Regions from separate parts of the Homo sapiens genome. Here region 2 is linked to region 1. The links are chromatin contacts, found by Hi-C or POLR2A ChIA-PET in ENCODE. All regions are on one chromosome and are shown on one strand. The core of a region is the stretch at or near the end of the contact, and the rest is flanking DNA. Distances in the headings are between cores, read along the strand shown.

Region 1 (6,921 bases), core at 2,549-5,048:
ACAAAATCCAAAATCCATTTCTGATTAAAAAAAAAACTCTGAGCAAACTAGGAATAGAAAGAAATTTCCTCAGACCAATAAAATGCACCTATGTCTTTTTTAAAATACAGTTAACATCATATCTAATGGTGAAAGACTGACTGCTTTCCCCCTAAGATCCGGAACAAGGCAAGGATATCTGCTCTCACCACTTCTGTTTAACAATGTGCTAGAGATTTTAGCCAGTGCAATAAGGCAATAAAAAGAAATAAAAGGTATCCAGATTAGAAAGAAAGAAGTAAAATTATGTTTATTCACAGTTGGCAGGATAATCTGTGTAGAAAATCCAATAGTGGGTGAGAGTGGGGCTACAACAAAAAAGAAAGAAAGAAAAGAAAATCCAATAAAATCCACAAAAACTAATAAGCAAGTTTAGCAAGGTTGCAGGATATATGCTCAGTAATACACATATCAATTGTATCTCATCACCAATCATTTGGAAATTGAAACTTTAAAAAATATCTTTTACAATAGCATCATGAAATATGAAATACTTAGGGATAAATCTGACCAAAGATGTGCAAAACAGGTACACTGAAAATTACAAAACATTGCAGAAATTAAAGAAAACCTAAATAAAAACAGAGATATACTGTGTTAATGGATCAAAAGACTCAATATTGTGAGAATATCAATTCTATCCAAATTGATCTATAAATTCAATGCAATCCCAACCAAAATCCCAGCAGGATTTTTAATTGAAATTAACAGTCTGATTCTAAAATTCATATGGAAATGCAAAAAACCTAGAGGAACCAAAACAACTTTGAAAAAGAACAAAGTTAGAGGACTCATACTACCTGACTTCAAGGCTTGTTATAAAGCTAAGGTAACTACAGTATCGTGGTATTGGCATCAAGACAGACAGACAGGTTCATGGAACAGAATAGAAAGACCAGAAATAGACTCATACCTGTCTGGTCAATTGCTGTTTTACAAAGGTACAAAGGCAATGCAGTAAAGAAAGGACAACCTTTCAACAAATTGTGCTGGAATAATTGGCTATCATATGCAAAGGAGAACTATCCGCACAGCATGCCATATATTCATAATGCAAAATTGTTTTGTACGATAAATGCAAAATACAAAAGTTAACTCAAAATGGATCATATGTGTAAATGTAAAGCCTAAAACTAAAACTATATAATTTCTAGAAGAAAATCTTCATGACCATGAGTTAGGCAAAGATTTTTCAGACACAACACCAAAAAGCACAATTTATAAAGGAAGAAATTGATAAATTAGACTTCAAGAAAATTAAGAACTTCGATTCTTTGAAAGACACTATTAAGAGAATGAAAAGACACACCAGATACTGAAGAAAATATTTGCAAATCACATATCTGATCAAAGACTTGTATCTAGATATTAAAAGTATGTCCTACAACTCAATAGTAAGAAATCAAACAATTTCAAACAGGCAGGCAAGATATATAAATAGATAGTTCACTAAAGAAGATATACAAATGGCAAAGAAGCAAATGAAAAGATCCTTAACATTATTAGTCATTAGGGAAATGCAAATTAAAACCACAATGAGCAATCACTACATAGCTATTAGAATAGCTAAAGATAAAAAGACTGACCATACCAATTTTTGTCAAGGATGTGGAGGAATGGGAATTCTCATACATACAAGGATGCTGGAGGGAATGTAAAATAGTACAACCACTTTGGAAAACAGTACAGGCAAGTTTCTTAAAAAGTTAAGTATGGGCCGGGTGTGGTGGCTCACACCTGTAATCCCAGCACTTTCGGAGGCCAAGGCAGGCAGATCACTTGAGGTCAGGGGTTCAAGACCAGCCTGGCCAACATGGCAAAACCCTGTCTTACCAAAAATACAAAAATTAGCCGGATATGGTGGTGCATGCCTGTAGTACCAGCTACTCAGGAGGCTGAGGCAGGAGAATCGCTTGAGCCAGGGAGGCGGAGGTTGTAGTGAGCTGAGATGGCGCCACTGCACTCCAGCCTGGAAAACAGAGGGAGACCCTGTCTCAAAAAATACAATTAAAAAAAAAAGTTAAGTATAATACAGCCCTTCCACTCCTAGGTATTTATCAAAGAGAACCAACTTGTACACAAATGTTCATGCAGCCTTATATATAATAGCCAAACCTGGAAACAACCCAAATGTTCATCAGCCAGTGAATATGGACAAACAAAATGGTGGTAAGTCCATATAATGGAGTGCTACTCAGAGACATAAATGAATAAACCATTGACACATGCAGCATGGATAAATCTCTACTGAGCTGAGTGAAAAAAGCCAGACCCTCCAAAATAAGAGTCCATCTTGTATAATTCCATTTATATGAAATTCTATTAAATGCAAACTAATCGATAGTGACAGAAGGCAGACCAGTGGTTGTGGGGGGCAGTGGGTGGAGAGAAGGGGAGGGATTACAAAGGTGGATGAAGAAACATTTGAGGGTGATGGCTATGCTTACTATCTTGATCGTGGTGATGGCCACAGGTATATGCATATGTCAAAATGTCTCCAATTGAGTGTTATACATCTGTTTACTGTGTGTCAGTTATACCTCAATAAAGCTATTTTTACAAATGCAGTGATAGGATAGAGCATCTGGTGGCCATTTTAGATTATTCATCAGGGAAGGCCTCCCTGAGGCGATGACATTAAGCTGAGCTCTGATTGACAAGAAGTAACAGCCAAGCGGGGGTCTGGGGAAGAGCATTCCAGGCAGCAGGAACAGCACAGGCAAGGCCATAGGAGGTGAGAAGGAGACTGGCCTGTTTGAGGAAGAGACAGGTTCATTTCCAGGGAGGGGCAAGTGGTGCAAGGCGGGGTCAGAAAGGCAGACGAACCCAGGACAGTGGGGCTTTGCAGACTAGGCAGGAGATTTGGTTTACGTTCTAAGTAGGTGAGAAACCACTGGGTGGATCCTAAATAGAAGAGTGACATGATCTGTTCCTGATTATTCGGAGTTTTAAAAAATCATTTTATTTTGTATAAAAGGCATGTATTACCTATTAAAATATTATTTTGTATAAAAGGCATGTATTACCTACTAAAAATAAAATACATATTTAAAACAAGATCGTTCTCACTGTCATATGGAGAATAGATTGCAAATGCATGAGAGTAGAAGCAGGAAGCTCCGTGGAAAGGCTACTGCAGTCACCAGGCAGGAGAAGGAGGCTGGGGCCAGAGTGGTGGCAGTGGAGGTGGGAGGGGGCCTCTGAAATCTGGTTTTGAGATAGGGTCTAGAGCACATACTGGTGAGAGGGGCGTGGTGGAAAAAGGGGGCTTCGAGGCTGGTCCTGCATATGTGTGTGCAGCTGGTCCTCAGGACGTGGCTGCCTTCTGACCTCCATAGACCCTCTCCATCATTCCCTCCCCTGGGCAGCCCAGAGAACCTGGGACATACCCAGAACCCTCTGGCTTAGCCACCTGTGGTTGGTTATGTCTTCCTCCCTCTCTGGACAAAGATCTCTTCTTCCTACCCCAGCACCTAGTACAGTGCCTGACACAAGGCATGCATCCAACACCTGTTTGTGGAATAAGCAAGTGAAAGGACGAATGGCTGATGAGCTATTAATAATTAACTCATGGGAGCAAGGGAGGTAAGGAAGACATTCCCACCTGCTCTGGCCTCAGTATTAGACCTTCTCCTGCCCTGCCCCACCCCCAGTTACCTCCCCATCAACTTCAGCAGCCCTGCTGTTCTGTCTACCCAGAAGCTGCAACCGCGTGGCAGGCTGCTGGGCAGTCAGTGCTAGCCGGCTCCTGCCAGCAGGCCCTGACCTAGTTTGAGAGCCAGCCGAGGAGGATGATGTCACAGAGAATGCAGCTCCTCAGACTGAGGCTTAGCAAGCTGGCTCTGAGGCTGGATTCAGCTTAAATGCCAGAAATTTGGATAGCATGCTGTCCACAGGGATATCAGAGAAAGATGGGGGCAGGACTAAGGGCAGGACTAGTAGCACCTTGGAGAGACTATTCTCTTCTGGGCACCTGGATCTGGTTTTCAAGCCCTTTTAAGGGCAGCCTGGATTGTGCGCTGTGAGGCCTGTCTCCCAAGTCCTGTGGGGAGGTGTCAGGAACACTGGGGAAGGACCAGGCAGATGTGAAGAGCTCCTCAAGTACCTCTCCAATGACTTCAGTCATTAATGAGTTTGTGAATTCAAACATTTTCTGGCCAGGTGTGGTGGCTCACACAATGGCTGAGGAAGGAGGATCACTTGAGGCCAGGAGTTCAAGACTTGCCTGGGCAAAATCGAAACACCCTGTCTCTACAAAAGAAAAAAGCAAAAGAAAAAGAGAGAGAGAGAGAGAAAGAGAAAGAAAAAAAGAAAGAAAGGAAAGAAAGAAAGAAAGAAAGAAAGAAAGAAAGAAAGAAAGAAAGAAAGAAAGAAAGAAAGAAAGAAAAGAAAGAAAAAGAAAGAAAGAAAGAAAGAAAGAAAGAAAGAAAGAAAGAAAGAAAGAAAGAAAGAAAGAAAGAAAGAAAGAGAAAAAATAATTAATTGAAAAAATGTATTTTCCAAACATTTAAATATCCACAGGGCAGGTCAAGCACAGTGCTACTGCTGAGGGGCTGGGTGGTTAGGACATGGCCTCCACTCTCAGTTGCTCACTATCAAAGGTCAGAGAGAAACATCAATAAAAAAAGCCAAACCATAAGCAGTTAATTGTTAAAACAAAGAGATGTGCCTAACTGTGTGGCCAGCTCAGTGAGGCAGAAGCCTGGGAGACTTCTCAGTGGAGCAGAAGCCTGGGAGACCTCTCAGTGGAGGTGGATCTCAGAGAAGATGCAAAGAATGCGTGGAATCTCTCTCAGTGGCTAAGGGGTACAGCCAATCCCAACAGAGGGGTCAGCACAGGCCAAGGTCTCAAGAACCAAGGGAGCATGGTACATCAGCGGCAGCACAAGTTCATGACCAGAGAACCGCCCTCGATGTGGGGAGGGAGAGGTGGGCTGCAGAGGAACACAGGGAACATGACGCCAGACAGGCAGCGAGTGCTGTGCTCAAATGTTCATATGTCGTTCTGTCAGCAATGGGGAGCTAGTGTCCAGGAGGAGACCTGGACAGCATTTTAGGGTGTCGGCAGCCTGGTGGATGCAATGGGGTCCAGAGTGTAAGGTGGGAGGCGGGGGCACTGAGGAGACCTGTGTCCTGATGGGCAACCGTGAAGTCCAGAGCAATGGAGCTGGAAGGGAGGGCGCTGGGCAGACCCTGTGAGGCAGCTCTGGCCCCTGCACTCTGGGGCTCAGCTTGTGCCCAGCTCATGCTCTCTGCTCCCACCCTTCACTCTGCATGCTGGGCACCCCACAGAGCCCAAAACATCCTTCCCTCAGGGGTATGAACGTTAAGTCCTTTCTGCCCTCCCTTTACTGCCCCGACCTCCAGCCTCAACTTAATGCTGTGTATGGAGGAAATGGGAAGAGCTGCAGAGACAAAACAGGACATGAGCAAGGTACAGCAGTGGCCACCGTGGTAGGAATGGGCTGCCGGGTCTCCCTGCAGGCCTAGGAGGGTCTCCTTTCAGAAGCAAGATCTGAGGTTCTCCCCATTGCAGCCCACCCTTGCATCTGGGCTTCTGCCGAGCACCACCTTTGAGATGAGCCCATGGACAGGGGTCCTCAAAGCTTGGACTCTTCCCCACCAAACCATGAAATAGAAGCATGGCCCCCCGGGGAGGCCAGATGAAACTATTGAGGGAAAAGCCTTCCCACCCCACCCCCAACATTGAACACTCAGTCCCTTTGGAGTGGCACCTCCCAAAGGCTGGACATCCAGGAGGCCCTGACTGCATCCCCAGGGATAGAGAATGCTTCTGAGTGGTCTCAAGCAGGGGGAAGGGAAAGTGGGGCTGGATCTCTTAGCTAGAGGGAGTAAGCCCTGAGTGCCCACTTGATGCAGTGTGACACCAAGCCCCCAAGGCAGCGTGGATAGTCCACATCATGGTAACTGAGTCTGACATCTCCCTGGTGCCCTCGGCACACACCTTCCCAGCCTCCTCTACCCCAGGACCCTGGAAGGTCAGGGCCAGCCAAAGGATGGCCTTGAAGACCCACTATGGTCCAGGGGGTTTACATTGCAGGGGCTGGCGTGCACCTACACCTGCGCAGGTGGGTAGGAGAAAGGGATTTTCCCAGGCCTGTGAGTCAGCTGGGGCAAAGGGAAGGTGTGTGGGTGGAGCAAGAAGGCAGATTTCAGGATGGGACAACTGAGGCAGCTGGAGAAAGACAGTTTGGTGCCATAGAAAAAGCCCTGAGAGAAAGCAGCCCAGGTCTCATCCCAGCTGGGACACTCCCTTGGGGTAAATCACCTAACCTCCCTGAACCTCAGTATCTTCATCTATAAAATAGAGAAAATAATATTCCCACCACATAGGGTTCTTGTGGAAAACAAAGGGGATGATATACAGGAGAGCTCACTGAAAAGGAAATGCTGGCCGGGCGTGGTGGCTCATACCTCTAATCTCAGCACTTTGGGAGGTCGAGGTGGGTGGATCACTTGAGGTCAGGAGTTCGAGACCAGCCTGGCCAACATGGTGAAACCCCATCTCCACTGAAAACACAAAACAATTAGCCAGGTGTGGTGGCATGTGTCTGTAATTCCAGCTACTCGGGAGGCTGAGGCAGGAGGATCCCTTGAACCCGGGAGGCAGAGGTTGCAGTGAGCCAAGATTGTGCCACTGTACTCCAGCTTGGGTGACAGAGCAAAACTCCATCAAAAACAAAGAAAGGAAGGAAGGAAGGAAGGGAGAGAGAAAGAAAAGAAAAGAAAAGGAAATGCTAAACAGAGGTCAGTCCAGGTTGTGAAGGGATGAAGCTGGAGCCTGTGACGGTATGAGCCACCAGGGAGTGGTGGCCAGGGGCAGCTGGGCTAGGCAGCAGGACCAAACTCTCCCTCCCAGCA
Region 2 (6,921 bases), core at 1,278-3,777, 330 kb before region 1:
CAATTTCAGAGGGATCCTTTTAAAACCTAAATCAGGCCGGGCTCGGTGGCTCAGGCCTGTAATCCCAGCACTTTGGGAGCCTGAGGTGGGCAGATCATGAGGTCAGGAGATCAAGACCATTCTGGCTAACATCGAACCCCGTCTCTACTAAAGATACAAAACATTAGCTGGGCATGGTGGCACACACCTGTAGTCCCAGCTACTCAGGAGGCTGAGGCAGGAGAATCAATTGAACCCAGGAGGCGGAGCTTGCAGTGAATTGAGACCACACACTGCACTCCAGCCTGGGTGACAGAACAAGACTCTGTCTCAAAAAAACAAAACAAAACAAAAAAAACAAAAAACCTAAATCAGATTGTGCTACTCCTCAGCCAGAAACCCTGCAAAAGCCCCCCGCTGGGTGTCCCCTCAGGCCTCGGGCTACCTCATTCCCATGTCTTAGGGCTCTGCCCTTCCCTCTGCTCCCTCTCTGCACCAGCCACACTGGCCTCTGCAGTTCCAGGCATCTCCCTTCTCAGAGCCTTTGCTCTGGTTATGCCCTCAGTTTGGGTTAATCTTCACCCAAATACCTGCTTGGCTCATTCCCTCACCTCCTTCAAATCTTCATGCAAATCTCACCTCCCTACAGAGGCCTGTCCTCAATTCCCTTCAACACTATTCCCCCACTCCAACGCACCTAATCACCCAATGCTGATCTACTTTCTGTTTGTTCTTAGTCTTTCTCGCCTCATAATAGACTAATTTTCTTATTATCTTTGCAATGGAATCTGAGCTCCATGAGGGCAAGGATTTTGGTCTATTTCGTTCCCTGATACACCCATACACCAAAAGCCTGGCACATGCTGGGTGTCAATAAATATTTTTGAAGAAATGCTTTGGGGAAGGAAGGGCAGCTTATAGAGAGGAGCATATGTGGAAGAGCAGGAAACACTTTCTTTCTCTATTGGTGCCGGGGTGGGAGGAGGCCAGCCTTCTCAGCCGGTTTCCCAGCTCGTCTCCTGCTCAGAGCCTCTGGGGCCCTGTATTAGTCAAGGCTCTCTGGAGAAACAGAACCAATGGGATGTGTGTATATATATGTATTAAGAAAGATTTATTTAAGGAATTAGCTCATGCAATTTTGGGGGTCAACAAATCCCAAGATCTGCAGCCAGCAGGCTCAAGACCAGGAAAAGGTGACGTTCCAGTTCAAGTGAAGAAACTACCAATGTCCCAGCTTGAAGACAGTCAGGCAGGAGGAATTCCCTCTTAATTTTGGGAGGGTCAGCATTTTTGTTCTATTCAGGACTTCAACCGATTGGATAAGGGCCACCTAGATTAGGGAGGGCCATGTGCCTTCTTTAGCAGCGATTCGAATGTTAATCTCATTGAGAAACACTCTTGCAGACACACAGAGTAATTATTGACCAAAAGTCTGAGCACCTTGTGGCTGAGTAGAGTTGACATAAAATTCACGACTGCAAGCGCTTTGCCTGGCGCAGCCCTCACAGAGCAGGTTCAGGGACAGGTGACCTTTCACCAAGGAACAGTGCTCTATCAAGGTGGCCTGTTAGCACCACTCTTTCTCTTCTCCTGCTCTCCACGGGCCTGGAACCTGGGTAGAAGGAGAGGGAAGGTGGCCTAGAATGATCTTTGAGGCCTTGGCTCAGCCTTTGTTTTCTCATCTGTAATATGAACTTAAAAAAGTATCCCTTATCTTACAGTCATAAGGCTGAAATGAGAAAATGCTTTGGCAAACAGAATGCATTTTGCAAGCCTGAGGTATTAATCTTGCAAGCTACTCACTCCTACACTTCTCTGGCAAGTGTCTATCCACAACAAGGAAAGGGTTAAACCTGCCTTCTTATTTGTACAGTTTCTCATGTCCCTAGGAGGAGCAAAGAACAAGGCTTATAAATAGGACCAGGGTCTTTGCAAACAACAGTAGCAACAACACATTTGTCTGAGAGGCTAGGTTGAGAATTGGTGCTTGCTCCATCTTATGCCCTAGAGACAAATCTCGGACTGCTGAATTTCTCCACTCTCATGGCATTGCCCATCAAGAGGGATTGCAGTTCTGAACATGATGGATCAGATGCAATATGAGGTGCTTCATGTCTGCAGGCCTGTCCCAGGTGAGTTCTGCGCAGGTATGTCTGAAAGCCAGAGGATGAATGGGAGACCCGAGATCCTAAATGCTCAAAGAATGTATGTTCTCAGTGGTGCTTCCCACCATCCTCAGCACATCATCCCTTCCTCCTGGCCCTGTGGGGTTGGGAAGCAGAAATAGAAGGCACTTTCCTTTGTCCAGACCTTTTTTCTGGCTCCTCCACCCAGTCACTGGCAGAGCCAAAGTTCAGGTAGAAACTTGTCCAGCTGGATTGCCAAAACACCAGTGCCATCCGCTGCCCACCTGTGAAAGCTGCCTGGCAAGATGGAGTATGGATGCCTGTGCCATGATACCGGGTGACGAGAGGCACAGGGTGTTCCCAGCACAGGGGCCTATCATGGAGACAAATGACTGATGGAAACCTGCATTGATTGGGGCAGGGAAGTGTCTGTCCACCTGTCCCTGCCAACAGCAGAGAGCAAGGACTCACCCAATCCTTGTTCTCTGGGAGGGCCACACCCCATTACCCATCCTTGGATACTGTCTGTGTTGGGGCTTCACTTCAGAGGTGGATATGAAGCTGCTTGGTTTCATCTCGCAGTTGAGGTGAGGCTGATTCATTCATTCGATAGTTATTTACTGAGAGTCTATTCTGTGCCTGTCTATTGGCACTGTTTTCAATCTGGGAATCCAAGAACAAACAATATAGACAAGGTCACTTCTGTCATGGAACTTACATTCTAGTTGGGGAGACAACAGCACACATGTGAACACATGTAAAGAGGAGGAAAATGGCCCAGGTCTGGGCCTTGGATCAATCACTGACTAGCTGTATGACCTTGGGCAAGTTATTTAACTGCTCTCAACCTCAGTTTTCTCATATTTAAAGTCGGGAGGATAATAACAACATTGATGTCATAGGGTTGTTGTGAGAATTATTTGAAAGTATATGAAGGACACAGTAGAGTGCTTGGCTCACAGCAGATATTCCCATGTGCACATGTACCCATTGTTGTTATTGCTGTTGTTATAGTTAACATCACTTACCTAGAAATAGAATCAGAAGAGACCAAAATGCCATATTCTTTCTTTCAGTGAAGTGACACCCAGGAAGGGGTGAGCCACAAGCCATGTCTGTACAGCATCACAAGCTTTTAGTTGGTAAAACATCAATTCAGCCAACTCCTTGTGTGTTTGGTCAACAAAGGCTTTAACAACTGACTTGTTGTTGTTGTTTTTTTTTTTCATTGGTGAGATCAGGTGGTTGTTTGAATTGGATGAACCAACTGATTGTTCTAATTGAATGAATCAATTCATTGTTCTAATGTCATGGTGACCCAAACTAAGATTGGTTACAATTTTATCTAAGGCCCTGGGTGCTTTCTCTTTCACAACGAGCCTTTTGGCCTGGTTCTGTCTTAGTTTTATAGCTGTTAAAAATACGTGATTGAGTGTGAGGATGCACGTGTGTACATGTGTGCACATACACACATATATACACAGAAGACATGCCAACCCATCACTATCCCTGCTGAGTTGAGACCAAGAGAATGCGAACTTTATATTTTGCCAAAAGCTTTTACCTCTTCTCAGCCAGTTTTTTTTTTTTTTCCAGAGCAGAAGCCAAAGAGCCAAATGGCATAGTCTGAATGTGGTCACTTTCCTGCCAGCCACTGGGCCAGACTCTGGCTGTTGGCACAGGGTTCTGCTGCCTGTTGTGAGCTAGCATCAGCTCTGCCTGGCATGGAAAAGGGAGAGTTGGCATTGTCAGCCTGTAGGTGCTTGTGGGGAGAGGTAGAGGATGTTGGTTACTGGCAGGCAAACCTGTTGCCACTAAAACTTGGCACGTCTGGGCGGCTTCAGCAGTCCAGAGAGAGAATTAGCAGGGAGGAAGAGCTCCACAGAAGTGCCCGTCTGGCTCCTTGGTACTGTCCACGGAAAGAGATTTCTTCCTTGGTAGAGAACTTGGTACCTTGCAGAGGCAAATATATTCATAGTAGGGTAAGTCTATAAGTCTAACCATAATCCTAGGATGACTCTGACCCCATCATCTAGGAGAGGTCTCCTAGGGTTCTTTTTGTCCTATGTGTGGGGAATACACACATAAACACACACACACACACACACACACACACACACACACACACATTTTAGATGGAATTTTGCTCTTGTTGCCCAGGCTGGAGTGCAGTGGTGCCATCTCAGCTCGCTGCAACCTCTGCTTCCTGAGTTCAAGCGATTCTCCTGTCCCAACCTCCCAAGTAGCTGGGATTACAGGTGCACGCCACCATGCCCAGCTAATTTTTATATTTTTTATTAGAGACGGGGTTTCACCATGTTGCCAGGCTGGTCTCAAACTCCTGATCTCAAAGTGATCCGCCCACCTTGGCTTCCTAAAGTGCTGGGATTACAGGCATGAGCCACCGTGCCCGGCCCCAGGACTTATATTTTCTAAGTGTTTCCTGTAGAAGAAATAAATGCTGCTTCTGAGCTCTTGGAAATTGGTGAGCTAGTAGTGTCTTGAAAATTTCTCCTGTCTGCTCTGGGAGCATCATCTCCCACTGTCACCCCAAGCCCTTGATGGAGTCCATAAGGGCTCTGCTTCCCTGGGCCAGGAGACAGGCTGCATACCCAAGCACCTTTCCTTCCACATGCAGACAGCCCGAGAGCTCTGCCTGAGGAGCCAGGAGACCAGGATCCCAGGGTCAACACTGCCTTTTACAAGCTGTGGGACAGAGACAAGTTGCTTAACTTCCCCAGGCCTCAGTTCCCAGCTGCCCTACCTAAAGTGGTGAGGAGTAAATGAAATACTACAGGTGGAAGCAAACTGTAAATCGATGAACTTCAAACACATGCAAGGGGTTACATTATGCTCTCCACACAACCCTCCCGCCAGATGAGCTCCCTGGGATGACTTTCTCATCCTGTCTTTTTAGAAAGCTGCTTACTTGGATAAAGCTCTCAGGAGATGCAAGATGTTCATCCCGAGGGAACCTCCACTGCCTCCTGGCCTATCTGCCTGATCCATAGATTTTTCTCCACCCTGAAGCTCTAGGTCTTCTCCAAAGCTAGTCCCTGAGCAAGCGCAGACTTCAGCAGGGGAAGGGAGAGCCAGAACAACTACAGAAAAAGATTAGGGTCTCTTTCTATTCCTTTCTTGGTTTCCTGTTCTGAGATGGGTGAGCAGCCTGATTTATTTTTGACAAATGTATCTGCATTATGAATTATATTGGGGATGGAATTGTTACATTAAATCAAAGTTAATTTTTGACTTCTGTTCAGGGCGCCATAAATAATCAACTCCAGGGTAAAGTTATGGACTGAAGTCGCCCAAATTATGCTAATGAGGATGATTAAACTTTGGAATTCTAAGTTTCTGTAAGAATAACAATCAGTTAGCATTTACATTTCTGCCATGCCCTAGGATCTGCTGCTTTCTCTGAAGCTGCTATTAAATATAAATAATAATACCATTTTTTAAAGTCAAGTTGAGCCCTTTGGGGCATATTCTATTCACTTTCCTGGTGCTCAGCTTCTGCAGATGTGTCTGAGGCAACCAGAGAAGGAAGGGAGGGTGGCACAGAGTCCGCAGAAAATGCATTTGCGTTTGCCTTAGAACTGCAAAGGGATTTTCAAGTTCTAACAGAGACAATAATTAAATTTTGCCTTGGTCCATTTGGTGAGGAATGCCAGGAAGCCCTGTTGAGCTTTAGAAGTGCTACCCTCAGTAAGCCGGCAATGACTTCCAAGGGATTTTGAATTTAGGATGGGGTAGCAATTCTTAGCCTTTTCTGCTGACATGCTGTGTGTCTTTGGGTCCGTTGCATTAACTTTCTGTGCTCTGTTGTCCCTCCACAGGCTCTGGAGACCTTATAGAGGATGCTGCTGAATTCCCTAGCTTGGCTTATGGAGGAGCAAAAAGATTCAGTTGATTTCTAACCTCATGTTTAGCCACCTGTTATCAAAGCCTGCCCTGAGAGATGTTCATCTCCCAATGTCTATGTAGGGCCCAGGCGGCTGCAATCGAAATGACAGGTCAGCTCAGAGGTTAGGTTGCTGGCTGAGTGGCTATTGTTTTCCCAGTTTCAATTTCATTGTCATGACAACCCACACAAGTCATTGTCCCGGCTGATGCCTCTGTGTGAGGGTGTGTGAGGAACGCGTTTCGTCCCAGCTCGCTCTGCTTGACGGACGAAGAGCCATCACTGATCTCAGGTGGCTGCTCCTTTCTTTCCTCCATGTGTTCACAGTGTTCTTATTTTCTCCACCACTTACCCAGAAATTGTTTTTGAAAAGTGTCTCATTTCAACTGAATTTGGCGCAGAGCAATTGGGAACATTGCTCGGCTGGGATTTGCTCTCTCTCCTCAGCAGTTTTGCAGGCCGTATCTCACTCCTGTGGGCTTCCAGAACTGCTGGGACCCCTGGCTGAGATCAAGAGGGGCAGTAGATGGGAACCTGCCTGTTTCACACTCGGATCATCCAAGGGAAGACACGAACGTTCTGCACACACAACATGGTGTAAGCGCAACACGTGCCTTAACGTGTCTTCCAAGCTGTGTGGGACCCCCTCCTTGAAAATTTCAAGAGACAGATGGCTGGTGTTTCTGTTGTGCTCCATGGCTCTGAGAAATCCTGTGTCTGTGTAGGGCTGTGGAGATGCCAGCTCTGGATGGTAACATCGGTGAGCCTGGAAGGCTTTACCTTGGAAGCATGGGGCCTGTGTCTATTGAACTCCTCTTTTGGGTCCTCCAGCACTTGATGACTCTGAGAACACATGCTCCTTTACTTCAGGAGGCAGCCTCAAAAGTGGACTGTCCTTCTTCATTTTGGCAC

Evidence for each region. Hi-C counts contacts between places; a loop is a spot of excess contacts on that map. ChIA-PET counts read pairs that join two places held with the same protein, here RNA polymerase II (POLR2A). Pooled maps may share reads with other maps.
Region 2: a map of lower leg skin shows a loop between it and region 1 (26-fold over the local background). The contact joins two enhancer-like sites. A Hi-C loop is called at or near these places in 2 of 168 maps with a recorded cell type or tissue (lower leg skin and mammary epithelial cell) and 3 of 50 pooled maps. POLR2A ChIA-PET finds 5 or more read pairs at or near these places in 1 of 52 experiments (SK-N-SH).

Annotation. Positions count from the first base shown.
Region 1 is chr11:119,761,453-119,768,373 of GRCh38, reverse strand. No RefSeq gene overlaps it. Among named protein-coding and RNA genes, the nearest start is that of NECTIN1-DT, 35 kb to the right of the region's middle. Within about 2 kb of position 3,798, at least 8 of the 41 ENCODE cell types and tissues checked have a DNase peak (open chromatin) inside an H3K27ac peak, as active enhancers do.
Region 2 is chr11:120,086,102-120,093,022 of GRCh38, reverse strand. LOC105378956 (a long non-coding RNA gene) reads left to right here. Exons shown (of 3, transcript XR_001748415.1): 2 at 1,988-2,111. Among named protein-coding and RNA genes, the nearest start is that of TRIM29, 49 kb to the left of the region's middle. Within about 2 kb of position 2,527, at least 4 of the 41 ENCODE cell types and tissues checked have a DNase peak (open chromatin) inside an H3K27ac peak, as active enhancers do.